2 separate regions of the Mus musculus genome follow, and region 2 is linked to region 1. Evidence: chromatin loops called from intact Hi-C (ENCODE). Cell type or tissue: left cerebral cortex. All regions are shown on one strand. Each heading gives the region's core, and the rest is flanking DNA. Links, peaks and the distances in the headings are about the cores only. Region 1 holds the start of Gm31552 (a long non-coding RNA gene). Region 2 has its middle 91 kb from the start of Gm31552.

Evidence for each region. Hi-C counts contacts between places; a loop is a spot of excess contacts. Peaks named below come from ENCODE experiments on the same cell type or tissue, not always from the same donor. Only the 100,000 strongest peaks of a DNase experiment are listed, where the experiment ranks them.
Region 2: a loop joins it to region 1, with 6 times the contacts of the local background. A loop is called at or near these places in 3 of 42 quality-filtered maps.

Annotation. Positions count from the first base shown.
Region 1 is chr3:20,814,930-20,830,841 of GRCm38, forward strand. It overlaps Gm31552 (a long non-coding RNA gene), which reads right to left and starts at 7,432. Exons shown (of 4, transcript XR_389614.2): 1 at 7,370-7,432; 2 at 7,089-7,270; 3 at 2,019-2,156; 4 at 1,456-1,832. In left cerebral cortex, for the core only: no CTCF peak of the experiment used is centred there; DNase peaks (open chromatin) are centred at 6,009, 6,572, 6,974, 7,481 and 1 more place; H3K27ac peaks cover 4,748 bases.
Region 2 is chr3:20,723,860-20,739,771 of GRCm38, forward strand. No RefSeq gene overlaps it. Among named protein-coding and RNA genes, the nearest start is that of Gm31552, 91 kb to the right of the region's middle. In left cerebral cortex, for the core only: no CTCF peak of the experiment used is centred there; DNase peaks (open chromatin) are centred at 6,808, 8,383, 9,910, 10,713 and 1 more place; H3K27ac peaks cover 1,877 bases.

The sequences.
Region 1 (15,912 bases), core at 3,021-11,020:
GCCAACGCTGTTGAGTTCTGCTGCTTTGGGTCTGAAACAACACTCCTCTCCCCATTCCATTACCAGATGTTTTTCAACTCCTTCACTGCCTAAGCGTGGCTGTTCCAGAACTTCCTGTGTAGCTTGACCTTAAACTCAAAGATCTTCATGGCTGTCTCCTGAATGATGGGGTTAAAGGTGTATACCACCACTCCTAGACTTAAGCATTTCTTCACCTAGAACTTGCTCTGTCTAGGGCTGGCCTTGAACTCAGAGATCTGTTTAGCTTTCTATCCTAGGATTAAAGGTGTATACTACCATGCTTGCTTAGTTGGGTAGGATCTTGCCCCAAAGTGATCACTCCCTTAATCTGTTTATCTCCTTGAACATAGGATTCAGCTCCATTTCACTTCCTGATGCCCCTTTATTACTTGAACTATACATTGTATATTTTTCCTTACTCAGGTTGCTCCTTTTGATTAAAATGCTTTTCATAAGAGGGAACTTTAGTAACCACACAACAGAACTTATACCAGGCTGTTTTGGGACTTTCTTTGTCAAAGCAATAAATCTAAATCTCTTCACCTTAGCCTCAGGCAGACTCTTCAGACACTCGCAAAAAGCAACCACATTCTACATCAAAATACCCCTAAAACAGTCTCTTCACCACATACTGAAATTTTTCTTCACTGAAACCTCTTGGGCCAGGTCTCAACAGTTCAAACCATTGTCTACTACAAAGTCTTGCATATTCCTACTAGCATAGCTCATTAAACCATTCCTCTCTTTTCCAAATCAAGTCCCCAAATCCACATTCTTTCAAACAAAAGCAAGCCCAGGTGTATCACAGCAATACTCCACTCCTGTTACCTACTGCTGTCTTAGTTAGGGTTTCATTGCTATGAAAAGACACCATGACCACAGCAATTCTTATAAAGGACAACAATTAATTGTGGCTTGTTTACAAGTTCAGAAGATCAGTCCATTATCATCATAGCAGGAAGCATGGCAGCATATAGGACACTCCCTGGGCCAAGTATATTCAAACCACCACAGGTGTAATCCACAGGTTTTTGACTAGAGTTAAGTCCCACTCTATTACAAGAAATATATGCACTACATATATATATTACCATATATATAATGCATATAGTGCATTATAGTATAAATATGACCAGGAACCTATGGTTAGGCCTTAAAGTGAACATAACTACTATTACTTTTCTAAATGTATATAACTTCAAATTGCCCTCTAAGTTTCTCTATACCCACTGTTAGTGTGGCTTTCATGTATCCTCAGAGAACTTCTTTTGTGCAGTGGATGATGGTCAATGCAGGAACTGACAATAAAAACAAAGTACAGACAATATGTACCTATGAAGTGCTCAGCCACAAATTAAACATCTATATCAAATTCTGTATGTTAGTTTACCACTACTGTAATAAAAACAATTTGTCCAAGACAAGTTATATTAGGAAGGGTTTATTTGGGGTGTACACTTCCAAAGGGATAGGAATCTATAATAATCATGAGAGAGGAAGAATTGCAGAAGTCAGCCAAACATGGCACTGGAGCAGCAGCTGAGAGCTCATATCTTGATTCACAAATAGTTAATTACTGAGCTACTTTCCCATGCCCCAGTTGTTCTTTGACATAGCAGAATTGACATCATTACTTGCTTTCTTAGTTACTTCTTACATAGTTACCAAACTCTATTTTCTTTACAAAATAGCATGAACATGGCAATTTATAAAGAAAACAGGGTTAGAGCTCAGGGTTATCCTAGTGAGAATTATAGCAGCAGGCAGGCAGACCTGGCACTGGAACCATAGCTGAGAGCTCACGCTATGATCTGTAAACAGGAAGCAGAGAGCAAACTGAGAATGGCAGGAGACTTTTAAAACCTCAAAGCCTGCCCTTAGTGCCACACCTCTTCCCACAAGACCACACCCCCTAGTCCTCCCCAAGCAGCTACTAACTAGGCAACACATATTCAAATGGTCTAGACTTATTAGAGACATCTCAGATCCTTTCCCACCTGGGACCTTTGCTGAAGAGGGGGCAGAAAAGTTGTAAGAGGTGGAACTGGGGTGGATCAGAGTGAAACAGTATTTTCTGAACATGATAAGATCACTAATATGCAGCTTCAGTTGACAGCATAAGTCAATGTTTTAGCCTGCAAGAGAAAGGGGCTCATGAGTTTCTGCCATTGGCTGATGAAGTATTGATACTTGATGTTTTCTCAGAATAGGATACATAGTTTTCTTTAAGGCTCATGGTAGGTATACCATGTTTCAGTATGTAGTTTCTCCAGAGACTAAAGCAAACTTTCCAATAATAATGATGATACTAATAGTTAAATGCTTCTGTGTTATAATACTCATTATGGCAGGAAGCATTATAATAAACTCTAGGAGTTTCAAAATGTATATTCTAAGATTTTAATGGAGAAATGCTTCCAAGTTCTGTGTGCAGAGGACCTCATTTAATCTTTACAACATTCCAGCAAGTACTCCTTTTGCATGAACAGAACATAAAAAATATGTTATTTTTAGTTTAATATCATTAATAAGCTTTCCTAAAAATTGAAGGTTGTCTTAAATTTTATACACATGCATACATATAAATACACACAAATACTACATACATATTTATGGTTGACACATTCAATATACAACAAATATATATTACCAGATGCATAAAATTCAAAGTCTACATCAGGAATACTAAATATCTTATAATAAGGCAGATAAAATTATATCAGAAGGAATGGTTTGGTTACTGCCAAGATATGCTTATGCTCTTAAGAACTAATTGGCAAGAGTAACAAGGTCTCCTGAATGGCTAAAACAGCAATAAACAAATGAGAATTTATTGAGGGTCAGTGTAGAAATGCAAGAGGAACAGGGGGAGGGGGAGGGGGTAGGGTAATTTTGGAGGGGAAACTAGGAAAGGGGATAACATTTGAAATGTAAATAAAGAAAATATCTAATAAAAAAAAAGAAATTCAACCAACAAGTTGTTGGGGATTATCTTGGCCATTCTCAGTAGGTCTTTCTCCCATTAGAGTCTCTCTGTCTGTCTCTCCTACAAATGAACCTATCATGAGATGCCTTGTGACATCCTTCAGAGCCCTGGCTTCTCTTTTTGCCATTTTGGAGACATCTCTGTCTGTCTCACAGTAAACACTGTGAAGATGTACTTTTCGTTCTAACAACACTAGGTGTTCAGGGTCCATGTTGCATCTTCCCAGAAGAGTAAATTATTGGGCCATCATGAACCATTTCTTTACAAGCACAGTAAATAATGCCCAGTAACAATTAAAATATGATCATATAAGAATAAAACCCATGAGGTTTTAATTGAGTTACACAGAATCTGTACAAAAAAAATCAAAAACAAAAACGATACAAAACAAAAACCATTTCTGTGTGTATGTGTCTCTGAGTGCCTAGTATCCATAGTAATGTTCCATAAAACCAGGTAACAGAAATTTTCACTGCTGTAGCTATCAGGACATAATTGCTGATACAGAGGAGTTTGAGGTAGGTAATTTGTAAACTGCCCACATTCAGTTTGCTGTGCAGTCTGTCTTGTGCCCAACAGCTATTATCTTTCAGACTATTTTAGAGATAGTGGAGTACAAATGGAATGAACAAGACCTCAGGATACACTTAGAAGTACAAACTTTAAAAGTTACTGTAAACTTTTTTTTCCCCTGACCTTTGGAAATATTTAGCACTAACATTCTACAGGTTGTTTTGTTCTACAAGTCTCAAACTCAAGGCAACCTGCCTGTTTGAAACTGAGTGATGAGATTATAGATATGAGCCTCTATTAGCTAAATTTTGCCAATTTGATTAACCCAAATGCATTCTCAAAATATTATTTTACATTTTCCTTTTACCCTCAAAAGAGATCATTTACTTTTCGCTCAAATTGTCTATTCTGCTATGAAGTGTTCTTTAGGGATGTCTCCTCACCTCTCTCCCTACTCTCTCTCATCTATGCATCTATCCATCCATCTACTCATCTATCCACCCATGAATCTATTTTCTGTCTGTCTGTCTGTCTTGAAGTTAAGTGGGTGATTTCCTTTCCCTTATAGCCGGATAAGAATAATCTCTAATTTGGATGCAGCACACTCATGACTCTCTGCCACCTCTCTTTCTCTTCTTCTCTTTCTGGAGATGGAGTATATCTATGTAGACTAGTGTGCTCTCTGTTTCCTGTGTGCTGGGGTTATAGTATGCACCAGCAATCATGACTTTCCAAAGTGTAATCCTCATCAATTAGTGTGTTAATCACCTAAGAATTTGTTAGCAATGTATGTTTGAGAGCACCCAAACCTCTCCAATCCATCAGAACCAAAGGAGGAGTTTAATTTGAATGTGACCGGCAACTTTAATGTGAGAACCACTGGATTTGATTCCACCAGTGGGGGATGGCTGTCCTTTGTTGCACTGTAGAATGCAGATTTATTTGAAAGCCAGCATCACATTCAGTTGGATGTGGCCTAATCTGTCTTGGGCAATATGTATTGATTTTAAAAGTCTTATAGAAAAGCCATCCCTATTTTTATGCAGTACTCTTTCTAGTCATGGACAACCCTGAATTGAATATGTATGTGATAACATAGTTCCCCCTTGTACCTTTTTATTTATGATATCAAAGATAATGGTTCACTACTAATTATAAAAGTGAAAAATTACTGTGAAGGAAGGTACCTCATATAACCCCAGGCTTTCCTTACTATTCTCAAAGCAGGGCCATTGACTCTCTTTAATAGAGACTTCAGGTGTTGAAAAGCTAATTCACAGCTCCCCAGCTGTCTACTTGTGGGGACAGCTTTCTTCTGCTCCAGGCAGTAATTGCTTGACTGCTAGCCTAAATTGCCCTAGAGAAGAAAGCATAGCTGAGCTTGCTTTTTATCCTGTGGATTTAGACTGGTAACTAGACTAGCTTCACAAAGAAGAACCAGGTCTTATACACAGTTTTTCTGTAATTCATGCTGCCTTCCAGTTGAGACATGAGGAACAAAATTATAAAGGCATCTACTAATGAATGTGTTGTTCGTTCTGGTAAGACATATTAGGTTTCCCAGGCTATGATAGGATGGCAGGGTTATGGCTGTAATAGGTTTAGATTAGTAGAGTGTAGCTTGACAAGTGAGAGGTAGTAATTCAAAAGAAAGCAGGCATAAGCAGTTAAGAGTTCATCCTGCTCTTTCAGAAGCCCTGAGTTTGTTTCTCAGAAGCCCTACTCAGGCAGTTTGCAATCCCTACAGGAAAATCTCCAGGAAAACAAGAAAACCAATACTCTCTTCCAGACTTCCCATATGCTCAACATATGTGTGAACAAGCGTGCATGTGTGCACGCACGCACAAGCACACACACAAGCACACACACACACATACATTCACATATATATACATGAGTTATTTAAAAACTATTGAAAGCAATCAAGTGATTGATCAGACTTAAAATTAGAGGATTCAAAATAATACAACCTCTTGTTCTTCCAGAACAAACCATTTTCTAAGTAAAAATGGGTACATAATGAGATAATAAACATTATTTCTTTTGCTCTCTGATGGGATACACAGGACTGATGTCAGATGCATTTCATAGATTCTGTCAAACACCAAGGTTTTTGTTGATGTCAAAGTCATAATGAAGAGGCAATAATAAAACAGTGGGGAGTGACCTAAGGATAGTAAGAGCAGTGTGTTCTTTCAGCATGTAAGGTGAAATTCCAATTCCGAATAGAAAGTGAAGTCTACAAGGACGTTGTGGATAGGCTTCTTGCAGCAGAGTCTATTCTTAGGAAAAATTTCAATTCTATGCTCCAGTGTCATAGTGCTTATGCTAAGTTCTATAGAGTGCCATTCTTTCAAAGCCAAACGGTATAGATTAATCTAATATAGATGTGATGCAGAAGTACATTCTCAGTATACTCTGAAGCTAGCATCTCTTCCACACAGCATGGATGAATCACCTAAATGCTTAGAAATACAGTAATGCAAGATTAGACTAGGCAGTTGCTTTAACTCCCTTTAGCATCCCTCCCAACACACACACACACACACACACACACACACACACACACACACACACACACAAAGTGCAGCTAACTGGAAGCTCAGGCCAGGGTCTGATATCCCTGTTTCCAGCACTCTGTCATAGTAATTAGTGCTTGTTTTGCAGGGGCCTGCCTTTTCCTTTTTTCATCCAGGAAAGGCCTTCATCATCTTGAAGGTTTGTTTGTTTGTTTGTTTGTTATCTCAAGTATCACCTTTTCTGGAGACATTTCATTGTCCTGATATTCCAGAGAAGACCTCTCCTATTCCACAGTCACATATTGTGTTTTCTATGTTAATTATTTCATATCTCTCTTCTACTCTCCTTTGAGCAGACACTCAATATCTTACTGTAGCCCAAATGTCAGTTTCTGGCATACAGAGGGATGTAAGGACAGATACTCTCATCCTTGGAGTGAGAAATGGCGCTATGGCTAGATTTTTGCTTGGGAATTGGGAAAACCCCTTAGGAAGTGACATATCTGTAACAATATTAAGTAGCTGTGTTGACTGTTGAGAATCAGTATTATAGACTTGAAAGGTATGAAAGTGACTGAAGGTGAATGAAGCCCCAAGAGGAAGCAGGTGAACTGCGTGGAGCAACAAGAGGGCCAATGAGTACTGCAGTGATGTTTGCCTAATCTCTAATGACAGACACAGAAACCAAAGTTAGGTGGGACTGCAGAGTCTGCAGCATGAACAGCAAAGACAAAGCTGATGAGCTGGTGAGATGTTCCGAGTTTGAAAAATACAGACAAGAAAGGAGAGAATTGGATGTCAGGAGAAAAGCAATACATTCTGAGGAAGTCTGTAGACTCTGCATCCTGGAGTTTTCCTGTGGTTATACAAAGTAAATTGTCACTGCCAACAGGAGTCCCACAATTCTCTGATACAGAAACTGTGCCTTCCACACAGATGCCAGAGCCCTGCTATACTTTAATAAGAAAGGAAGAATAGCAAGATTTTATTCCTTGGGTAGGAGTGTAGGTGGCACCACAGCTAAAATTAGTTATAAAAAAAAATGTTACCATCCTTTGTGCTGTGGTTGCTCTTCGTCGGTGTGATTTGGAGCACAGTCACAGGTGAACGACAACTTTCTTCTTTTCAGGCTTGCTATGTTTGCTTTCAAAGGTCTCTAGGTCTCTAGTCTCTTGGGTTAATTTTCATCACAAACACGTGCTCTAGACGATAAATACTTACTGGACTAACACTGCGAAGATAAAACGAAAGAAAGAAAAGATGAAAACAAAGGAAGAAAGAAACACAGAAACAAAGAAACAAAGAAAGGTAACTGGATCAAAAATTTTACAGGAAAACTAGGAAGAGTGGACATGGCTCTGTCCTGCCAGTCTCCCAGGAGGAAGGCTGGGAGGAAGCAAGCCACAAATAGTAACTGACAGCTCGTCAAGCTGTGCCTGGGTGATCCTGACTAAGACTGTTATATAAGCAGAGGTTGCTTTGCTTGTGATGAAAGGGAAAAAAGAATAAAAGAGCTATCCACACTTTCCCATCTCATTTGGCAGACTGAACTTGAAAGGTGTCATAAGCCTTATAAAGAAGGTTGATTTTAATGTGTCTGTCAGGCTCTTTTGAAGGTCTTTGTAGCTCCAACCATTTTTATGTTTGGAAACCCCAGCCTATGTAATGATAAATCAATTTAAATGCACAAGGGCCTAAAAACAACTAATTTGCATGCTTATATTTATATGAATTATTGTTGTTCTCTCTCTCTCTGCTCCCCATTCACTGTTTGCACATGTGCACATACATGCTTGTGTGTACATTTGTGCTCTTATGTAAGCATTGACAGATGTGTGCAATAACATGCAGCACCTTAAATCGTGGTTAAAACTACTAGACTTATAGAATATGAGGATTCTCTCTCTATTCCCATTTCAAGTTAGGAATGCTGGTATTAGGAACTCCTGCTACTATATTCAGATTTGTGTAGGTTCTTGGAATATGAACTCAGGTTCTTACAGCTCTAAAGCAAGTAATTTATCCACCAAGCCATCTTTCTAGCCATATTTTCATTCATTGGCTACATATTAATCACTATTTATTGAATACTTATTGTAACAACTCAGTATTATAAAACTGCACTGTGTTTCAAATTTGTTGGTTTTTATGACATTCATAGGTCATGAACATTACTTCTGATAACATCCATGGATAAAGTGGCCTGCTGATAGTTTAACAGGCTTGTTTCTCTAAAGAAATGTTCTATGTTGAAGCTATGGCCTCTGAGAGTAAATTTAAGTTCAAACATTGCAGCTAAACCCTGTATTCCAAGCAATACCTTATCTTTCTTTCTGTCCCACTCATCAGTAGCACCATCCATGCAGTTTCCCTGTGTTACATACAAATAGACAGAAATGAAGCAACTTGGATAAAGTGATCACACTCATGAAAGATAAAATGGGTTGTTATGGAGACAGATACAAACACCAGAAAGTTCAAGGAAGTAATTTTTTCCCTTTGCGAAAATATAGGTAACATGCAGCCTTCTTTATTTTGCAGTATTGCCATATAGAATCAAGTATGATAGGTATGTTGGGAGTGTTTATTTTTGTTGTATAGTGGAAACAGTAGAGGATGGCAGTCAGAAAGATCTGGTTTTAAATTCCAGATTGTTTCTTTGAATAGCAAACATAGTTTTTGAGCCTGCCTGAAATCCAGCCTCCCAACCCACAAGGAGGTAGTCTAGGATGAATACTGTCCATGTTTTTAACTATCCAGAAGCTGAGGGTGTGACCTTATGGGGAAGTAGGATCTTTGCATATGTAAGTGGGTGATGATAAGGTTGTACTAGACTGAAACTCCACTCAACTAAAATTGGCTTTGTTTTGTTTTTCGGAAGAGAAATTTGAACATAGATACAAGAGGGCAGAGATCACACTGGTCATCCACCAGCCAAGGCATACCAGGAACTAAAGAAGAAGTGTTATTATCTAATACTGTCGAAGGGACCCTGTTTGCAACTGGATTTTAGATGCCCAGCATCTAGAACTATGAAAGAATAACTATGTGTTTAAAGATACTTGACCCATCTCAATATGCTATAACGGTCTTAGAGATTCTATAGAAGGATCCTATAGAAGGCATTAATAGCAGTGCAATCTCTGCCACTCTGGATGTGACCTGGGTCTTGGCGCACTGTTATGGAAAGGAGCATGCAGCAGGTCCATTGGAGGCATCAAACATCGCCTCTTTCTGCCTTGTTTACTAGCTGCTACCCTCATTTCCAATTTTTATCTCCCAACCTATTGCCATCACTGTGTTCAGTATCTCCTGACTCGCAATTATCTTTTTGACATAGTATTGAGGTTAGGGTTTCTTTTACTGTGATGAAATATCATAATCAGAAATAACTTGTTGAGGAAAGGGTTCTTTTTGCTGACGGTTTCATATTACAGTCCATCATTCAGAGCAGTCAGAGTAGGAACTCAAACACGAAAGAGCCTAGATATAGGACCTAATGTACGGGCCATGGAGAAATACTGATTACTCGCTTGGTCCTCATGGCTAATTCATTCTGCTTTCTCATAGCATCCAAACCACCTGCCTAGGTGTCATACCACTCACAATGGGCTGAGACCTCCCTCATCAATTACAAAGAAAATGTCCTACAAGATTCTCTACAATAAAATCAATTTCTTCATTGAGATCCTGCCCCCCCAGACAATTCCATCTTCTGTCAAGTTAGCATAAAATTAGCCAGAACATTTACAATAATATAGCATAAACAAACATGGATTCACATTTTAAGTGGTCCTCCAAGTCACTGCTTGCTTCTTCCTGCTTTGCTCTAGTTAGGGTAGATAGAGTGGAAGGGTACATGAAACCAAACGATGAAAACTCTTTGACTATTATAAACCTGTATCCCAGCTTGCCTGCCATGGATAAAATGTTACTTATACACAAAACAGAAAATGAAAGTGGTATTGTTATCTGTACTTTCCTTAGAGGTCCATCATGACAAATATGAAGGATTTCAATCACAGTCCCCAAATTTATTGAAACTCTGTCGCCAGTCATGTTACTTTCTGTTCACTTGTCTTTGTGGTTTTAGTTTGCCTTCTATCCTTCAATCTGGGCTCCATGACACCAGAATACTGTTGTAAAATTTCTCTGGAAAGCAAAACAGTGGTTTTACTCACACCAGAGAGTTAACTAGTGACAGATCCCCAAGATGATTGCTTTCAACTTCACAGGTGAACCAACAGGTTTTAGTGAGATTACTTTTAGTACCATAGGTAAATTAAAAATTGCTATACTAGTGAAGAAAATATCTTTCCCCCTCCCACAACTGTTAATAGCTTAAATATCCTCCTGGAGGTATGGGGCCTTTGAACCTCTCCATATAACAGCCATTATCTATAAAGGACTGAAGAAGGGCAGAGCATCATGAATACCCCTTTCCCTATCACAGCTGCTAAAAGTTCAAGAGGGCAATGGCCATGTTTTCTACCACAACATTCAAGTTCTATTACACCGGTTTTTAGGTCAAGGCTACAGAAATTGTCAGCTTTCACTTCTTTTCTCCTGGGATGCTGACACCTGCTTTCCAGCTATAATCATCAAAGAACACGGAGCTGCCCCATGGAGAATCATATGTAGGTATTCCAATCAGAGAATCTACGTAAGAGATAGTACCACGATGTATTAGTGTTCCAGCTACATGACTCTCTTGCCTGTCAGCACTTCACTTCCTACCACTGAGTTCCCTAGGCAGTTAAGAACTGCACAAATGGAATAGTTGTGAAAAATCTCAGCAGTGCTTGTTTCATTCCACTAATTTTAGGGTAGTCTGTTATACAACCACATGGAGTGACAGTTGGTTCTTTTGACTTCAGTTTCCTCCTCTGTAAAGTGAAAAGAGGAACAACGATCTCACGATAGCTTGAAAATAAAAATAGTCAAAGTAAAGAAGATTTAGTGTCCCTCAGACTGAGTTGCTGCAAACCACAGTTGTTATCACTGGATATTTTCATGTTTTACTAATGCATGAGTCAGTTCTGTCTCACTACAATGAAGTAATTAAGGTCACTAAATTCTAAGAAAAACAGGTTTGTATCCCACAGTTTCAGAGATACAAAGGTACAGTGTCTGAATTTGCTCAGCTCTGGTGATGCAATAAATGTTGGCACCAGCGCACAAACATGGGTGAGAGCAATCTTCTCATCTGGATCAGTGAAAAAAAAATAATAGGCAGAATCCTCTATTGTACATCACTCATAGCATCTCCTAATACCTCCATCCTGGCGCCTTTGTATATGGACCTTTCAGGAATCTTGCATTATCCAAACCAATGGCAGCTGATAGGGTGAATTGAAAAAACATGGTCCTTCTTTGTAAGTAGTTCCAGCATACTGTGTGATGGCATCAGACAGAGAAAAACCAGTGGTATCTTAAGTGCTCATTCTATTCTTTACCCTGTTTTGTCTCTATGCTTTGTAATCAGAAGAGGCACCAAAGCCTCCAGCACCCACAGACATGAATTCTCCCATTATTTGCTAGTCTCAAGGGTATGCGAATGTTTATGAGCCTAGAAAAAAAAGGAACCAAAATAAACTTGGAAGCTAACTACACCAGCTTGCTGGCCTCTGTTATAGGTACCTACTATGGTAATACTTTCCAAGCTGTGGGTTGTGACTCCTTTTAGGTGGAATGATCTGTTCATATGAGCCACCTAAGACCATCAGAGAGTACAGCTATTTCTATTACAAATTATAACAGTAGTAAAACTACAGTTATGAAGTAGCAACCAATGTAGTTTTATGGTTGGGGTCACTACAAAATGGGGGATGGAATTAAAGGATTACGGTGCTAGGAATGTTGAGAACCACCGTGATATTTGTTTTCCTTTAAAAGTTGAGCCTGCTTCCTGAGACAAACAATGCTGCTATGAACATGGATAGACAATGAATGTGTGCTCAGTCTGGCTCCAAAGAACATGCTCTACCAACAAACCAGAGCTGGTGGCCTTCAATTTTCTCTTGTTTCATTTGCTACTTGTTTAAAGAAAACATTTCCCATTTTGGAAATACAATAGCAAACTGCAGAGGAAATCATTTAAACATCACAGGAATGGGGCTGTACACCTAGCAACATTGCCACATAGTAGATAACTCCTTATCTCTAGCCAAGGGAGTCCTGGCCAGTTATTTCTATAACCTCCAGTCCCTGTTGGAGGAGCCAAGGAAAGTGCCATGTCTGAAAGGAATCCTTAGCACCTACAGTAGGACCCATTAGTATGATGAAAGTAATCAACTTGAACTTGTGGTTGCCTCAGTTTTGAACCTCCTGTTTTACCATAGGAAAGCCCTTTACCAAAAGGCAGAGAGTAAAAGGGATACTCTGGAGAGGGAAATTGCCCTAGCGGTAGTCTGTTTCATATAATAACTATACAAAAATTCCCAAACTAGTGTATCAAATTATTTTTCCCATGACACAAGATCTGCCTCTAAAGCAGCACCTCTTTTCAGATTTAAGGAGCACCAGTATCTTTCTGCATGGAACATTACTTCTACATAGATGACAGCATTTGCTGGTGACATAGATATAAAGGAACTGAGTGTAAAAATTGTTGCATGGAGAAGCTGTCCTGTATTTCGGTCATTAAATTAAATCCTACTATGAATAATACATATGAATGGCTTGTGATTTTCTTTCCCCCTAATTTTGCTTGAATTCCAAAGTAATTCCTCAGAAATAGAAAGAGGAGATTTAAAAATGACCTGCAAATTTGCCATTTTAAAAACCACTTTTCAAACTAAGAGGGTTTCCAACTTCGCTGCCGGCACAAGTGACAAAGATGAAAAAATCCTAAACTCAGTTCTCAAAGGTGTCGTCCTTGACTAGGAGGATTACGGAGCATCAAATAGCCCTTTGCAAAGCAATTGGAAGGAAGTGGAGGAATGGAAATAAAATCTTAATTTGAGCATGAAAAATTATATCATTTCTTACATTGAACCAAAATCTTCATGGTCCCTCTCTATTTTACAGTCCACCTAAGAAATTTTGCAACAAAATAGAGCACTTTTTCCTAAAGAAGAACATTTCAGTGTATGTTATGGTCACTATCTCATTTGTGGTGAGTATAATAATATTTTTATTAGGTTTTAAGGTCTAGAGGATATTATAAGAGCACATTAGAGTGCTAAGGATTAGAGCTGGAATTACGCAGTGCATCTTCATAAAATCTATTTTTTCTTCCAAAATATCACTTTATAGGTCAAACTCCACCTGGGACGACTGGGAAGAGCCTCAGCCTCTAGGTTTTACTGTGGGATCGCACAGAAATGGTTCTCTCTGGTGCTGTGCTTCTTCTCCCTGCCACACCCCCTGCTGCAATGTTCCAGACTCTTAAAATCATTTGCTTAGGAAAAGATCCCATAAAACCTTTTTACATTGTATCCAGTCTGTGTTAAAACAGAAATATCCCTGCAAGGAGTACAGATGAAGGAGGGAAGTGTGTGAGCACCCCTCATCTTCCTGAAGAACATCACTCAGACTAAGGGAGAAGATGGGTGGCCCAAGGTAAATCCTAGAGGAGTGGAGATACCCAGGCTGTGTATGGATCTTCAAGAGAAAGAGACTCAAGCTCTTCTTCGCTCACATCTGAAAATATCCTAGGCTACAGGCATTGACTATTTTCTCAGTTGCCTATGACCTCTACTGCCTATGATCTTCAAATCTGTTCAGGTCATGGTTCATCTAATCCTTTCTTAGGTGTTGTTCATACTCTACCTGTGAAACTCATGCATGTCTGCCTTTGTTATTTTCCACATACAAACGACCTTGATGGATGGTTTTATAACACAAACATGTGAGCAGCTCAAAAATATTAGGCAGCTCGGTTCGAATAATCTATCTCTGTTATTTGTACCAACTTGGAAGCTGGCTTTCTTTCAACCCTGCTGCTCACCTCCCCAAGGTCTCCTTCACTTCAGGTCTTCATCAATTTGAAGGACAGTTTTACTCAATCTGCTTCTTCCTGTTTCAGTTTTTTTTTCCCCCGAGCCTGTTTTTGCTTTTTCCTTTTCTCAAACAAGAAACTAAAAATATTCTTTTCTCAGAACTATGGTGCCAATTTGTAAAATAATATCTCTACTTAAAATTTTATTTCTGTCTTTGCATAAGTGAAATACCAGAGAACAGTTTTAAGCTGAAGGTAGCAAGGAAACAAAAGCTTTTATTAGAACTGGTGCACAGCAGGAACTCAAGACAGCAAAATGGGTTTAGATCCTGGTGTGCCACACGGCAAACCTCAGCTTTGATTTGTCCCAGGTACATAGACCCTCTCTATTTTCTGTGTCCACTAACTTAGGTTCTTGATTTAAAAGCCTTCTGGAAAACAAATAGTGTCATTTCAGGTTTTATTTTGTTATTGTCTTCAGATTTCCAAATGTCGCCTTTCAGAGTAGCTTTGATCACCCCTGTCTACAAGTTAATAATATTTTCTTTGCACAGGCTTTTGCATGAATGACTTGGGATCATAACCTCTCCCCAATTATGTAATATTAAATCTCTTCTCTAGCAGCTGGGATTAGAATGAGGAGAAATTAATAAGCTGCAGAGAGACACAAAATGAGTCATTAAGACCAGGGACATATTTCAGGCACTGGACCCAAAAGTTCTGCTTATTGACAGACCTACCAGTCTCCTGTGAATTAATTTATCAGCCAGCTTAAAAAAAAATAAAAAAGAAAGAAAGAAAAGCAAAGCTGAGTCATGCTCTCTGTATGAAGCCTGCTGCTTGGTGTCAGAGAATGCTTCTTTGTAGTGATCTCTTTGGTTTATATAATTATCTAAATTATTCAAGGAGGTTTATAAACATTTCCAGAACCGTGTTTTTCACATAAAGATTGAATGTGGATCTCCTTGACAAGGGTTCAAAGTCCCCAATCCTAAAGAACAGAGTAGTGTTTTAGTGTGTTGGCTTCAGACTTCTTAACTTTTCATTTAGTGTGAACCCATTATGGAGGGCTTTTTTTTTTTTTTTTTTTTAATCTGAGATTCTTTGAGGTAAAGAGCCTTCTTTTACAAGAAAATTTAGAAAGAAAAATATTCCATTTGCAACCTCAGTTAGATGATGGCTAGAAAAGAACTATAAACACTTTAGAGCATATAGTTTTTTTCTCTGAAAAATTTAACTCTTAGCTGTGTGGTGGTGAAGGGGTCTTGTAAGTTAGACAAACGTCTTACTTACTAGGTTAGATTACTAGACAAAATGAATAATGTGTTTAGTATAACCTTCTCTAAATTACTTACTCTTTATTAGAAATTCAAGTTTAAACAGACAGTCTATATTTCATTTACTAAATCTAAGTATTTACCACTGAGGAGAATATATTTGCTTTAGAGTTTGTGGTCAATATTACAGATCAAATACTTGATGTTGGCATAGATAGCTTCCCACATATATAGCAAAAACCTAGGTACCCATGGCAGGATATCTGTACATTTCTTCCTGAAAGGACCTGAAAGTACCTAAGTACTGGTGATAGCCTCTTGACCAACATAGTCTTCCCTCCCACTTGCCTGCTAAGCCACAGAAATGGCAGCTTAGATGTCATTAGGATAAGAACCACCAATATCTATTTCTACCCTCACCATTTTTTGGTCAATCTTCAGGTATTTTAAATTTTAGATTTAAAATTACCATTGAATTATATACAACCTATTCTTGCTCAAATTAGAACTTTGCTGTTACATTTGCTTGATCCTACACAACTACCATAATGTCTCATCTTGATCATAAGTTCTACCTTTCATATGATTCTTCCCTTGTTTTTCTTTAACCTTCATGGAGTTAGTCTTCCCATGGTCTGTGTACTGGAAACTGAT
Region 2 (15,912 bases), core at 5,224-13,223, 89 kb before region 1:
CCCCATAGAGAACTTACCACTAAATCCTATGACAAAACTGTCCCAAGGATTAAGCAAGCATGATCCTGAATAGCTCCTTTTCCCTATGTGTGTGTGTGTATGTATGTATAGTCGTAGACATCCTAATACATCAGTGATTCTTACTCTGTGTTGGTTTTGCAAATGAGTGCTCAGCATCCAGATTTCATGAATTAGATAATGGATATCTAGCTCGAGTGGCAGTCACATTCCCATACCTGTAAGACTATTAAATCTCAGAGCTAGGGATCGAATCCTGATATGTTATGAATCATTTGTTTAATATTCTCTATGCTCTGTGCACTTATTCATAAGTAACCTTCTTTAATTGTACACAATTATTCTGGCATCTGTTATTTTCCCAGCTGACCTGCTGAATAATCAGAAAAGGACAAAGCTGTGGTGGTTTCTCATCAATGAAATAGCACATTCAGAAGCCACAAGATTCCTACTGTGCCTCACTTGGTGACATATTGCTTCTGTATCACAAAGAGTCTGCTCTAGAGGCTCGTGTGGGAGACAGGGCATCTATTGGAGATGGATGTAAATGAACCTATGCATCAAGGGCTCAAAGTAACACCAAAGTATTATGAATGACATTATCAAGGGCATCGTTTACATAAAGTTGAATTATCAGAACCCATCTTGTAATGACACTAAAAAATTGAACAATACCAAAAATCAATGCCTCTGCAGTGTGTAAAATGTGGTTTGGATTAATTGGTTCTGGTATTTCTCTATACCCTATCTTTTTTTGGGGGAGGGGTATTTATTTCATTTACATTTCCAATGCTATCCCAAAAGTCCCCCACACGCTCCCCCACCCACCCACTCCCACTTCTTGGCCCTGGCGTTCCCCTGTACTGAGGCATATAAAGTTTGCACGACTAATGGGCCTCTCTTTCCACTGATGGCCAACTAAGCCATTTTCTGATTCTGTTGTCTCTTATATACTTCTTCAATTAATGAGTGAGAACATCTCCTTCCAGTTGTGTGCAGAGCCATACTCACCAAATTGCCACAAAACAGATATATAATTCAGACTGGCACTCCTTTCCTAAAAATGCCTAATTTATAAATAACACTATTATTTTCACTTCCTATACAGAGTTTAATGTATTGTCAGGAAGCAACAACATTGAAGAACTTATTGTGACTGGAAATACTGTTGATTCCCCTTCTCTCAAACTGCAGAAGCTGTGCTGTAGGTCAGGATACGTGATGTTAACCAAGGTCTGTTTCACAGCTCTGTAAATTTCCACCCCTGCAAGCAGGTGATATGCATTTTGTTTAAATTCATGTTTTACAGAAGAACATCACAAAGAACTGTAAGATGCCATCTACTTGTTCATTATTTCACTCATACAGCAGAGAGATATTAGGAAAAATTAAAAGATGAATATGTTAGACAGTTGCTACTTCTTAGGACAAAAGAGATAATAAACTTGCCTTGTTTTTTGAGAGAACTGTAAAAACCATAAAATCTCTCCCTGGACAGAGTTTCAGTAAATCAGTTTTGAGTAAATCAGGAAATGTCTTTGGATAGCTTTGAAACTGGGGTTCTTGGATTACATAAATGGAAATGGCATATGATTAGAGTTGACCTCTGACTCTCATTCAGAGTCTAATTGTAAGCAAGAAGCTCATTCTCTTAACCAAAAAGGGGGGGGGGCTTTTCAAGGACCATCTTCATTCACTGGATGGTTTGTCAAAGACCAAGTAACCATAGGTGTGTGAGTTCACTTCTGGTTCTTCAATTCTATTCCATTGGTCTACCTGCCTGTCTCTATACCATTACCATGCAGTTTTTGTTTTTGTTGTTGTTTTTTTGTTTGTTTGTTTGTTTGTTTTGTTTTGTTTTTTACTTTTACTTTTTTTTTTTTGTATTATGAAAAAGTCTCAGGCAGGCAAAAATAGTACAAAGAATTCTCTAGTCTTCACTCAACAACCTCAAGTGTTAAATCAATTTCATAATCACAGTGAAACAGTCTGAGAAATAGGAAAAGTCACAGTCGACTAACCTACAGACATCATTTGCATTTTGTCAGCTATCTTTTTTTAAAAAACCAATATTAAAAGAGTGCATTTTCTAGTGTAGGGCATACCATACATGAAAAAGTGGCCACAAAAATGGGCTATGCAATGTATATGACCCCTGCTTTGCAAGCCTTGTGGCGCTTTTGGGAATATCCAGATCTGTAGCTCTTCTTTCCCCAAGGCTCCAGGGGATGGAATGTCAGGAACATATGGCTCCCGAAGGCATTTTTCCTGATGCTGTAAAGCTGCTTGCCCCGCTGCAGCCCTGAGCCCACTATGGTGGCTGCAGCCCCAGATAGCCATGGAACCAAGCCATAAAGAGTGTGTGCAGATGATAAGGGCAGCTCATGCTGTAAAGCTGCCCACCACTCCAGAGTCCACCCTGGTGGCCACACTCTGTGGGGCGGACCACACCTGTAGCTCCAGATACCTGAAAACCTAGCCATAGAGAGTGTGTGCATGCAGATGATAAGGAAAGCCCATGAAGTAATATATGAAATGCCCTAGTTGTAATTGACTGAATTTAGTTTAAAAACCCCCGGTCTGGCACAGCAACTCGTTCAACTTCCCGGGGCCCAATGGAGAAACATCGTGCTGAGAGACAGTCCATGTGGACTCCATGCTGATGCCCACACGGACACCAAGCCTGCGCCACCATGGTTCTACTACAGCATATCTGACAGCCTGAAAGAGAGTCGCTGACCACTGAGCCAGGCTATGCCAGCCGGACCGGAAGATTGGTGAATCGTGTGTGTGTGTGTGTGTGTGTGTGTGTGTGTGAACGAGTACGGTCCCATTTTGCCATTTATTTTATTATTGTTGTTTATGAATAAATAAACTTTTAGAACCTCTCCTCTGAGTTCGAGGATTTATTTTCTGCCTTTGTCTTTAACCCCGATCCACAACAATTCGCGACAGTAATGCAACAACTAGCATTACAGAGGGTTGATTTTTAAAAGAATGATATAAATATTCATAATTTGAGTTCACGGTCTATTAAATCATTGTGTTTTCATATCAAGTATTTTGTATCTCAGTTTCCCACTGTGGTACTGGACACGGAACTAGGAGAAGATGCTAAGACTAGGAATGCTTAACTAAGTTCACAGAAAGCTGATATGTAGACTGTTAATAGAAAGATTCACAAAAATGTGCAAAAGTATAAGTATGGTCATATTTTTAATGCAATCATTGTTTAATATGCATTTGTATGGACTGTTTCATCAATCAACTCCTGTCAATCATTGGTGAGTTCTACCTTTCATAAGAGCTCTATTTTGATCAGCTTTTGTAATTTTAATTTAGGATATACTTACTTCTTTTGCTCAATTTATTCCTATGCTCTTAATTTTACTTTTTGTAGTTACCATTGGTGAGATTCCTTTTAAGTAAGATTTCTATGTAAGTAACATTACTGTGTTGATTAGTATTTCCCAACTAGATACAAAGTTGAGTTGCCTGGAAAGTGGGAACCTCAATCAAGAACTTGCCTTCATCAGATGGCTTGTAAGCATGCCTTTGGGAACATTTTTCTTGATTAACAGTTGCCATACAAGGGCCCAGCCCATCTGGAGCAATGCCACCCCTGGGAAGGTGGTCCTGGGTAATATAGACAGGCTGAACCAGCATGGAAAGTAGGCCCATAAATATCCTTCTACAGTCTCTGCTTCAGTTCCTGCCTCAACATTCTTGCCCTGAGTTTCTCCTGCTCTGGTATTTCTTGATGATGGACCTGTAAACTAAAATAACTGTTTTCCACTCCAACCTGTTTTTGTCGGTGTTTTATCACAGTAACAGAGAAGCCTAAGGCAATTATTATTGACTTAAATAGTATATATCTTTAAAAGATTGTTTCGGTGGTGATCAAACGCTGAGCCTTGTATATGTGAGACAACTTCTCCATCACTAAGCCACATCCTCAGCAGACAAGCACACTACTGCTGATTTATATTTGTCAAATTTATATCCCCAAATATACTGAAGTCAATTCCAATGTTTTACTGGCATTCTCCAACTTTTCTATGTATAGTATCTTACATTTGCAAATAGTAAATTTGATGTTTTCTTTTTTATTTTATTTTATTTTATTTTTTTAACATTCTTAACCACCTTGTCAAGTCTTCTAGTACTATTTAAATATAAGATATGAAGCAGAAATTTTTTATTGTTTCAAATATTAGAAGGGAAATTATTTAAAATCTTTCAGCTTTTCTCCATTTGCTGTGTAGACTTTACTATGTTGATTTATGCTCATTCTATTCCTAATTTTTGTATACCTTTCATCACAATAAAATTGTTGAATCTTAATTGACTTTATATATCTATCAGAATAACACTATGACTTCTGTCTTTCATTTCGTTGACTGACATATTGTATATATTGACTAGTCTATGTTCAACTGTTGGTATTTGTTAGTATATGTTGAATTTCAAGCATATGTTTGATAATGATATTTTGAAATACTATTGGATTTGATCTGCTAGTATTTTTGTTAAGACTTTTTTGACATCTATGTTTATTTTAGGTAGTGCTCAACAGACTTCCTGTCTTGTATCTTTTATTATTGGGGTATCATTGTAATGCTACTCTTGTAAACTGAGTTTTGAAGAATTCCCTCCTTTCAATTTTTTGGTTAATAGAGGAGAAACAAGAATTAAGTAAATGTCTTCTTATTTATGTAGCAACTTTGAACATAAGCACAATAAGAATTGTACATATTATGGAAAATTCCTTTTCAACAGCCACTGTAATGTTTTTATCTTTCCTACAGATTTCATTCAATAAATTTTAGTGAGGTAGAAGGTAATACAAGGCATAGAGATATTTGTTTTCATATAATGCCACTTAATTCAATTCTATTCACTTTGTTTTACAAAGTTATATTTGTTTTAATCCAATAAACATTGAGATTTTTACCATAATCCAACATTCTTACCTTATACATTAGTTAATTCAGTGACAAAGTACCACAACATAATATTTTTGCCAATGAAAACACATTAACTATATAACTATAATACACAGGGGAGATAAATCAGCTAAAACATCAGAGAAAAATTATGCTTATAATTTGAAGTCTCTTGCTGAAGAACGAAGAACTCCATTTTTGTATTTGAAGAGTTGCTTACCACCTTTGAAATAGGGCATGCACAGAGGATTTAAAAAAAAAAAAAAGAAGAAAAAAAAAAGTCTAGGAAGTTGAGCCACAGACATCCAACCTAAAATACTGTAGTGACAGTGTTTACAGAAGTGCAGAATAATGTCTAATAAATACCTGTTATAAAAATCGAAGCATAGCAACCCCAATCCATCCAAAGATCAGAAAAACATGTGCCTCTTTTATTCCTTGTATTATAACAATAGAGATATAATATAAAATTATTTTTAAAAAGTCATATGGGATAAAGTAGACCATAATAGCCCCAAATAGAAGTTATACTGGGACAGTATTATCTATTGTGACTTAGATAGCTTCCTGTTTCTGCAGAGGACAAGAGTTTATTTTCCTATGCCAACTGGCTCACAATCTGCTCTGTCTCCAGCTCCAGAGGAATCTCCTGCCCTCTTCTTGTTGTCAAAGATACTTACATGCATGTGTGTGAAGAAGTCAGTTCAGGACCTTTTGGAAAATTCCAGCAGAGGCCTCTCCTCCAGAAGGGGAAGGCTAATTAACATTCTGCAAAATGGAAGACCAGCCACCTGCAGGTGGGGGAGGCCTAGACTAGGTAAACACATTCCACAGGGTAGACTGACCATCAGCCACTTGTGTGTGTGTGTGTGTGTGTGTGTGTGTGTGTGTGTGTGAAGTGGGGGAGGTCTACAGCATGTAAATATTCCACAGGACAGACCCTGTCACCTCATTCCCTAGAAACCAATCAATTTAAAAGTCATACTGTTCTGCCAATCACATTGTGCCTAATGGCTGTTGCTCTGAAAAACTGTATAGACTGACCAAATGGGCTGTGGCAGATTGCCATCTCTCCTTCTGGTGTAGGATGACCCCTATGTGTTGGAACAATAAATTCCTCTTGCTTTTTGTGTAGATTCCCAATTCCTGGCTCCCTGTGGTTCACTCAGGGGGGTCCCCTGGTAAGCTAAGGCTTGAAAGAGTCTTACATTTGCATATATGCAGACACCTACAAGCATGTACACACACACACACACACACACACACAGAGAGAGAGAGAGAGAGAGAGAGAGAGAGAGAGAGAGAGAGATCCTTTGACTACTTGACATTTTAACCACATGAAAAAAAAAGGCCTGTTAAAAGGTGAAGTGAAAGAACTGGGCCAGCAGCTCAATGGTTGGGTGCATTTGCTGCTCTGAAGAGGATCTGGACTCAGTTTCCCACATTCACATGGTGGCTCCCCAACATTTGGAACTCCAGTTTCCCATCACCACGCCTTTCTGGGCACCAACCACTCATGTGATGTTCATATATGTAAACACTCAAATTCATGAAAGTAAGTTTTAGTTTTTTGAATAAAGAAGCATAATCATCAGACATGTAATCCCTGATTTCAAAGTTATCCCAGAGCTTTTAACTTGGGTTAATTATAATGACATGGAGACATCTGTATTCCATAAGACTGTTGGCCTGTTTTCTGGAGCAGTACTTCAGCCAGCCCATCTGACTGTACCAGACTTCCTGCCACACTCATTTCCATTGGTTCACATTCAGCTATAGCTCTCTGCCCTGCTCCCTTTCTGCTCCAGTTCCCTGACTGGGTAGTTCTGCCCCAGCTCTGGCCACCAGCTCTTTAGTATGCAAAACTTGGCTCTCCTTTCTCATCTAGTCTAAACCAGTCAGCAGCAGGAAAATTCCAGGTCTTTCTCTCTGTGTTGTCTTCAGGCATTGCAGCTTTTGTGACTTTCCCAGGCCTGCTTGCTTTTCTTTCTGGGGAGGTAAGGAAGTAATAAACATTTACATAGCCTGCTAGCTTAGTACCACCTGCACAGCAATGAACACAGTGACAAGCTTCCACGGCTTGATGTATGGGCATCCCAACACAAAGTTGTTAACTTTTCTTTGACTATCAAATACTAACCACTTCAGATATAGTCACTAAATTCTTAAACTTTCCGTGATGTATTCTATTATCAAGTCATTTCATGTTAGCCTGTGACAATTTAAGTTTTCCTATTTCATTAGCCAAATTGTGATTTAGACTTGGCATGCAAAAATCAATTTAATTTTAATTCAGTTGGATGTTTATTGCATAATGCACTAGCCAAATGTCACGCATCTATTTAAAATGTATTTGACAAGGTTTGTCATTCAGCTTTTTAATACAGTGTCTCTCTTACTCAAGTCAGAAAGTGTGTGAATAAAATCCCCATGGACCTGTTTTAAGCTTTTTCACCAGTTCTGTATCATTTCATCATCAGGAATCTGTATCATATCGTCACTTCCCGAGGAGAGCAGAGCAGGCATAAAGCAGGGACCTTCCACTTGAAATCATCTCAGAACAACATGACTTCAGAGCTCAAAAATGACATTTTCAACTCACATGAGTATACACACACACACACACACACACACACACACACAGGATCCTCCAGTCTCCAAATGTCTTTCCTTTCATAAATAATATAGAAAAACTACTTCCTATATTTCAGAACTGGTAAGCATCCATTGGAAGACAATACATGTAAAGGACACAAGACACAGTATACTTGTTATTACTATAATAGTTATATCAACTGTGTATATTCTTTTTTCTCCTCATTCCCAAAGCAGAGATAGGTGGACCGATATGAATCAGAGGTCAAAGTGACCTGAGTAGTGAATTATAAGCCAGCCAGGACTCTGCACTTAGAGCCTGTCTCTAAAACCTAAATCTCATGATATAAAGTAGTAACCAAATAAAATATTTATTTTTATTTATAATGATATAATAATAAAAATAATTTTTATTGAGGTAGCAGGGATTAAATCCAGGGACTGGCAAGTGCTAAGCAAATGATCAACCACTGCACTACATTATCATCCAATTAAGTAATAATTGGTTCATAATGTTTAAAATAGATTTTTCTGTGTATGCATAAGTATTACCATACATTTACTGTCTTAACTGATTGTTAATGTTGTTCATTTGTTGTTTAAATAACTTCTGGAAAATCTTTGCAGTGAACTACTTTTGCCTCTGATTTTAATTTCAAATTCCTAATCTATGTCCACTGATAATAGGACATGTTTTTCTGTATGAGTCACTATATTGCTCAGTAGCTCTCTGTGAATCACCATTTTGCTCAGGACTTTGGATCACCTTGTTCCAAAGCTCCTTTTGGTTCTGTGGGATTACATCTCACTGTGTGGCTCTGTGGAGCTACTTCTGCCTCACTGTGTGGGTCTGTGGAGCTACATCTCACTGTGTGTGTCTGTGGAGCTACTTCTGCCTCACTGTGTGTGTCTGTGGAGCTACTTCTGCCTCACTGTGTGGGTCTGTGGAGTTACTTCTCACTGTGTGGGTCTATGGAGCTACTTCTCCCTCACTGTGTGGGTCTGTGGAGCTACTTCTCCCTCACTGTGTGGGTCTTTGGAGTTACTTCTTTTTTTCCCCCATGAATAAAGCAGAGTAATCCCCCAATTTCTATTTCTATATCTCTGTCTCTCTTTGTCTCTCTGTCTCTGTCTCTCTCATACACACACACACACACACACACACACACACACACACACACACACACAGACAGATTGACTGACTTACTACTTTCCTCCAATAACAAGATTTGGTCCCTTTCTGAGTATGAGTGAGAAAAATATTGCAGTCCCCTCTGAATTGTAAAACAGGAAAATCAAGCATGAAAATTGATTATTGGATTCTGAAATCTCTAAAAATAGAACTAACAAACTTGGGGGGGGTATTAAATAAATTATCTACTTGATAGGAAACATATAGTTTGTTTTGGAGAAGTACCAGAAAACAAGTGCTCACCTATTTTAATTAATATTTTAAGCTATTGACATATCAATGAATTAATTGTTGAACTGTTCCTACAATTGGAAACAGCTACTCTAGACTGCTAGGGATTTTTTTTTAAGGAAGTAGCTAAGAATAAGGGAATTAGTCTTTACCTTTTAGGGTCATGGGATGGAAACATGGAAGGTATGATGAAGGGAAACAACATAATTGGTTGCCATTTGGGAAAGAAAGGAGTGTGTTCTACCCAGCTGTGGCTAAGTGTTCACATTTGGGTGCAGGAAGGTGAGGTGGCTATTTGGGCTCTAGAAATTATTTTTTAAAACATTAAAATGTGTTTATTCATTTTTTAATTTATTGGCTTAATTTTTTTTTTCATGTAATCTGTCCTGATCACATTTTTCCCCCTCCTTTCATTTCTTCCAAGTGGCTTAGAGGTTAAGGACACTTGCTGCTAAGAATGATGACCTGGGTTTCGTCTCCAGCTTCCTATAGTGGAAGGAGAGGATCAGTGCTTACAAGCTGTCTTCTAACCTCCACACGTGCCATAGCATATGTACTCATATACACACATACCCCCACACAAACTGAAAAAATACATGCAGTGTAATACATTTTTAAAAGAATAAGTTTATAAGGTACTCAGCATACATCTAGATTAGTTTTTCATTTCTTCTTTCAACTAATTTGTGACCATCCAGAGGTTCTGGCATACAAGAGATTGTTTAATCTAATACCATAATTAAAAAGAAAAAGAAAAGAGAAATGCAGCAGGGGGGCTTAGAAAGGAATACACAGAGAATATTCGATTTAAGAGAATAGTCTGTGGAAGACAAGCATGGCATAGCTGTCTCCATGGTGACCCTAGTTTTCACTGCTAAAACCAAAATATTTTCCACAGGAGAAATGCTAAGTGCTCAGCACTCAGCCTGACCTAAGCATTTCCTGATATACAGGTATATCCAGACATTGGACTCTAATATGTAAGACATGCAGTTAGCATTGCCAATTAAAAGCTAATAAACATAAAAACAAGATAACAGATAGAGTCATTGGGCTGGAGGCCATGTGGTCTTAGTGCACAGCCCTCTTCCATCAGCTTTTTTACCAACTGAATTGGAACATGACCAGTCATAGTCAAATGGGGAAGGCGTGGGGGGGGGGCGGGTACTGCACAGGAATACACTGTTCAAATGATCTTGTAATAGCTCACATTTCTGCTCTACTCCAAGTTTAAGATTAGTACGTAGGAGCAAAAACCCACAGGCTCTTTTCTGAACTAGCCTAAGATTTGTCCAATTGTCCATTGTAGGACAAATAGGATTGGAAGCAATCTTTGGGACATAAGAGAGGAGGAGGTGATAAGGAGCCATGAGGAGGGATAAGCAGGTGACAATAATGACCATTACTGTGGAAACAAGTATTCATAAAGAAACAGAAAAAGGTAGGTAGTATTCTCTGTCACTTTCTGTCCTCCCCTCCTTCTCTCACTCTTTCTTTCCCTGCCTTTCTCCCTCTCTAAATCAATAGCACTTCTAGGGACCTATCAGTTTTTCAGTGCAGTCGTTGAATTAAATGCAGGAAACTGCCCCTTCCCACACAATAAAGCAGGAACAGATTCAGTATTCTGGTTATGTTCCTGGCATTCAGCTTGATAAGCTGCGTGGGAAGCTACTTGTCAAAGCTTTCTGATAATAAAAAGGCTCTTTTCACATTATGAAGATATTCCTTATCTACTATGGTTTGAGAAGCTGCAAAAATTCTCCCAATTTTTCTATTTACATTCTAATCTTCCACATGTGGTTTAGGCATGTGACATTTTGTTTTCGGGTTTCTTTCCAAGGTTATGTGGGATGCTGTTATGTTTTGCTTTGTAGAACAAGTCAAAATGAGGCTGCCTGCAACTGGGAAGACTTCTAAAGCTTCTGAGTTCCTGGTTCTGACTGTTGACCATTCGTTCCAAATCTATAGACTGCATAAGGAATCTCAATTGCTTACAATGGCCCAGATAAAAACTTTGCCAGATAGCAGGCTTCTATGAAAGCAGTCTGGCCACATACATGGATTGAAAGGGCATCTATACATTTATTGGAAAGCAAACTGAAATAAGAAACAAAGCGTAGTTAATTGTTTTTTTTTTTTTAAATGAAATCAAAGGGCTTGTTCCATAAAATTAACTTTTATACTGAGAATCTTTTCTAGAATGGTTTGCCCCTTTAAACCTTTTGGTTTTATACGGATTTCTTTTCTAAATAAATAGGAAAGTACATTATTGGAAAGGATACAATTTAAGATGGTGCACCCCAGGGAAGGTTTGAGGAAATTGCTACTGTTTCATTATGTCCTAAGTTATGAATAGCATCCACAAAAATGAAAACCCAGGCAAGTATAACATAGAAATAAATGTTCATTTAAAAACAAGTCAGGAACCTACACCTACTTCTTTTCTATGTGAAAAAATGAAGGGCTTAAGCACCACAAAAATAACTGTATTTGACTGGATGCTAAGTGCAGGGTAATTCAATACATCACTTATCATCTCACAGAGTTCTCAAACATAATCTGCAAACAAGAGAAGGACACAGAATTCTAAAGCAGAAACAGAGTAAGTGTTCCAGAGTTATGCAGCATTCCCACAGTGGGTCAGTGATAGGAACCAAGTTTTACTGATAATAGAGATCATAGATCACACCATGCTGCTGCTGTGTATGAGGATATATGGGAAGCTTAGAGCAAGGCTTGCTAGTGTGACAGGCAAGCACAGGGAATAGATTAGCAACCTGGCGCTCCACTTGGCTTTGGCTATTTACTTATTACGTTCTCTCTTCTAATAATACACTTCACAACCTCAGACCACTATCTGCACATATTGTATATACACATCTTCCCAAAAAGTCTTTTAGAACAAATAGCAACCTAGGGCCTATATGTGCATCCAATTGCATGTGCACCCTTCTCTGAAAAATCAATATTTTTTCCAATCAGTAACTTTCAAATTTTACAGGTTCTAACCAGTCTTACTCTAGTTATATCCAGGTATGAAGGTGAAAGGGTTGTCCCACTCGAACTGGCTTTATGTGCCTATGCAATAAGGCAAGCTTGTGCAATAAGACAAACCATGTTTACCAGATGAACTTTCAGGGGAGGATCTCCTACTTACCATTCCATTCCTATGCGTAGTTATTATATGCATAATGTGGTATGCATATAATTAAAACTAAATGCAAAATGGGAAGAGAAATGTGTAATGAACAAAGAGATACATAATCTAGTCCTGTCGATCAAAATAGAGAAGGCCTGTACTGCAAGCCCTAGCAACCAAACTCCCTTTCTTGAACCTCATAAGAAAAAAACTTCAATAAAAAATTATGGACCTTGGCTATCCTCACACATGTCATCTATTGTCATGCATGATGATGTATTTCTTTCTGACATCTAATGTCCCCTTGTTTTAAATAAAATTTCCTTGCTACATTAAATTGTCTGGGCCTTTATTTCTGTTCTTTGAATAGAAAGACAAAGAACCTGGAAACACCTTGCCCAGAGCACAGCCACATATATCACTAGCATCATTCTGTATCGATTATAATTTTAAAAAGCACACTATAAAGACAAATTCCAGTAGGGCCTTCAAATTGTTACCATCAGGATTTTAAAATATATGTTGATAGAATACACACACACACACACACACACACACACACACACACACAATTTAAATGCACATAGATCAGTGGTTCCCAACCTTCCAAATGCTGTGACTCTTTAATGTGGCAATCACTAACCAAAATGTATTTCATGGCTACTTCAAAACTGTAATTTTGCTAATATTATTATGATGTAAATGTGTGCTATGCAGTATATCTGATAGCAAACTCTGTAAAAGGATCAGTCAACCACCAAAGGAATTGTGACCCTCAGGTTGAGAATGGCTGATATAGATTAAACTTCTACTCCTTTAAATACCATCCTTAGTTCATTCTTTCTTTCCCAGAGGTAGGTCCATAGTTACATTTTTACATTTGTATACTATGTCTATAACTAGCTACAGTATTTTATAAATACATTTAGTATTGTTTCTACTAATGTACCATGTCTAGGCCTTGTGCTACAACTTGCTCTCAAAATATTTATTTTATGATATACTTCTGAGGTATATTGATGAATATTGTTTTAAACATAAACTTCAATACTTTTCATTTTAATTATTGCTAATCTATAGCAAGAACACATCATTAATTTTTTGATATTCTTTTGATTATGTATGTTGTGGGTGCACATCTTTGTATATCAGAATGAAGATAAGGTTATTCCATAGTGTGCCTTTGGAGGTCAGGAGATAATTGTGGATGTCTGTCCTTACCTTTCACTGTGTTTGAGGCATAGTCTCTTTGCTAATCTCTGATATGTATGCCTACATGGGTTATTCTATTTTTTTCTTCCATCTTGTTACAGAGGCACTAGAATTTCATATACAGGCTATCTTTGTCTATCTTTACACATACACATCTAGTTTTATATGGATTCTGGATTCAAATCCAGGTCTTCATACTAGCAGCAAGCTCCTTACTAACTGAGCCATCTCCCTAGCCTTTTAGCATTCTTATTTGTAATTCTTTTTGTTTGCCCCCCCACCCACCAGCAATCCATTGATTATATTGATTACAGTGAGGAGCTAAATGCACGTGATTTGGTTGTCTTTCTGAATGTTTCTCTAACACATGCATCTTCGAAGCACAAGTGTGAGATCACAGACTAAGCAATATTGAAAATTGTCCTGGATCCTGTGGAAGGCTCTGCAAAGAACATGTATACTACTGTTTTCAGCTGACAACTGTATAGCTGTGATATCTTGTGCATTGATTCTTTTTATTTTCTTGGTAAGTGTCTAGAGCAGATTGCTGGATTACATAGCACTTTTATTTTTAAATCTCAACTTCCAACTGTTTTACAGAGTGATTATATTTTATATCTTTGGTGGTCCTAATTTATTCATTTTTTTTCTATTTTCAAGTGCTCACCTACATTAGATATCCCGGGCTACTTCATGTTAGAGGATTAATAGATGTGTATTGCTATTGATTAGCATTGAAGGAAGACCAAAGTGTGGGTGTTTCAGTCTTATTTAGAAGGGGAACTAAATAATCACAGGAGGTAGAGAGGGAAGAACCTAGGAGGGAGAGAGAAGGGAAAAGAAAAAAGGGGACAGGATCAGGTGTGGGAGGAGATGCAGGAGAAGTACAGGGAGTCGGGAAATTGAACAGAAGTTTCCATCAGTGGGGGTTGGGGAACTGGAGGTAGTCACTAGAAAGTCCCAGATGCCAGGAAAGCAAGAGGTTCTCAGGACCCAACAAGGATGACATTAGCTGAAATACACAACAAAGGGGAGAACCTATCCAGAGCTTAGGCACGGTCCCCTGTTGAGGGATGGGGGCACCCACCCATCTCAAAAACATTAACCCAGAATTGCTCCTGTCTAAAGAAAATGCAGGGACAAAGAGTGGAACAGAGACTGAAGGAAAGGCCATCGAGAGACTGCCCCACCTAGGGATCCATTCAATCTGCAGACACCAAACCCAGACACTATTGCTGATGCCAAGAAGTGCTTGCTGACAGGAGCCTGTTATAGCTGTCTCCTGAGAGGCTCTACCAGAGCCTGACTAATACAAGTGTGGATGCTGGCAGTCACCTGAGCAAAGTGACCCCAATGGAAGAGTTAGGGAAAAGACTGAAGGAGCTGAAGGGGTTTGCAACCCCAGAGGAAGAACAACAATATCATCTAATCAGACCCCCTCAAAGCTCCCTGGGACTAAACCATCAACCAAAGAGTACACATAAAGGAACACATGACCCCAGCTGTTTATGTAGCAAAGGTTGTCTTATCTGGAATCAATGAGAGTAGAGGATCATGGTCCAGTGGAGATTGTATGCCCCAAGGTAGGGGAATGCTAGGGAGGTGAGCAGGAGTGGATGGGTGAGTTGGGGAGCACCCTCATAGAATCAGGGGGATGAAGGATATTATAGGGGGGTTGAGGAGGAGAAACTGGGAAGGGGGATAACTCTGAAATGTAAATAAATTATATAACCAATAAAAAATAAAATAAAATAAACAAAATAAAAAAGAGAGAAAGAAATTTCCTTTTCCAACAGTGGATGACAGCGTCCATGCTTTTGCATTCTGATTATTTTTGGTTTTTTTTTCTTAATATTTTATAAAATGCCTTAAAATATTTATTTTATTCTTAATTTATAAGTAGTTATACATGTGTTCATCTCTCTGTGTGTATATGCCACATGGTATAGGTACCTGAAAAGGCTGGAAGAGAGCATAAGATCCCCTGGGATTCAAGGTACAAGCAGCTGTGAACCACCAATGGGGATATGGGTAACAACCTGAGGTCCTCTCTAGAGTAACAATCACTCTTCATCTCTGAGCCATCTCTTCAGCCTCCAATTTGGCTTATTTTCAAAGCAGTTCTCAGTATGTATTCAACTGTAGGAAATAATAAAGCAGATCCAAATCTCCCTTGAACAGTTTTCTTTTGTGGCAACACAGGAGACTACTAGAATACACCACTTAGCCGGGTAGAGTAGCTCCACCATCATAACAATATCCCACATTGACATGTGTTAGCCATGTGGGCTTCTTGATAACTATTAGCTGGTCTTTTAGTATTCTTTATTATATCCACTCCAGAACTATCACATCTATTATCAAAGATGTCTGTGATAGGCATCTTTGGGGGTTAGTGCAGAATGTTTCATCTAACTCCCTAGAGCTCCATATTGGTGGGAATATGTATCTGTGGATCACTCTATGGTATTTCTTCACCTTTGCAGGAAATCCAACATAACGTTAGAGCTTTTATGAATGAGTGTGACATAAAGTGTGGGCATATGTGTTATGTGACCATAAGTCTTTTTTTCTCTGAG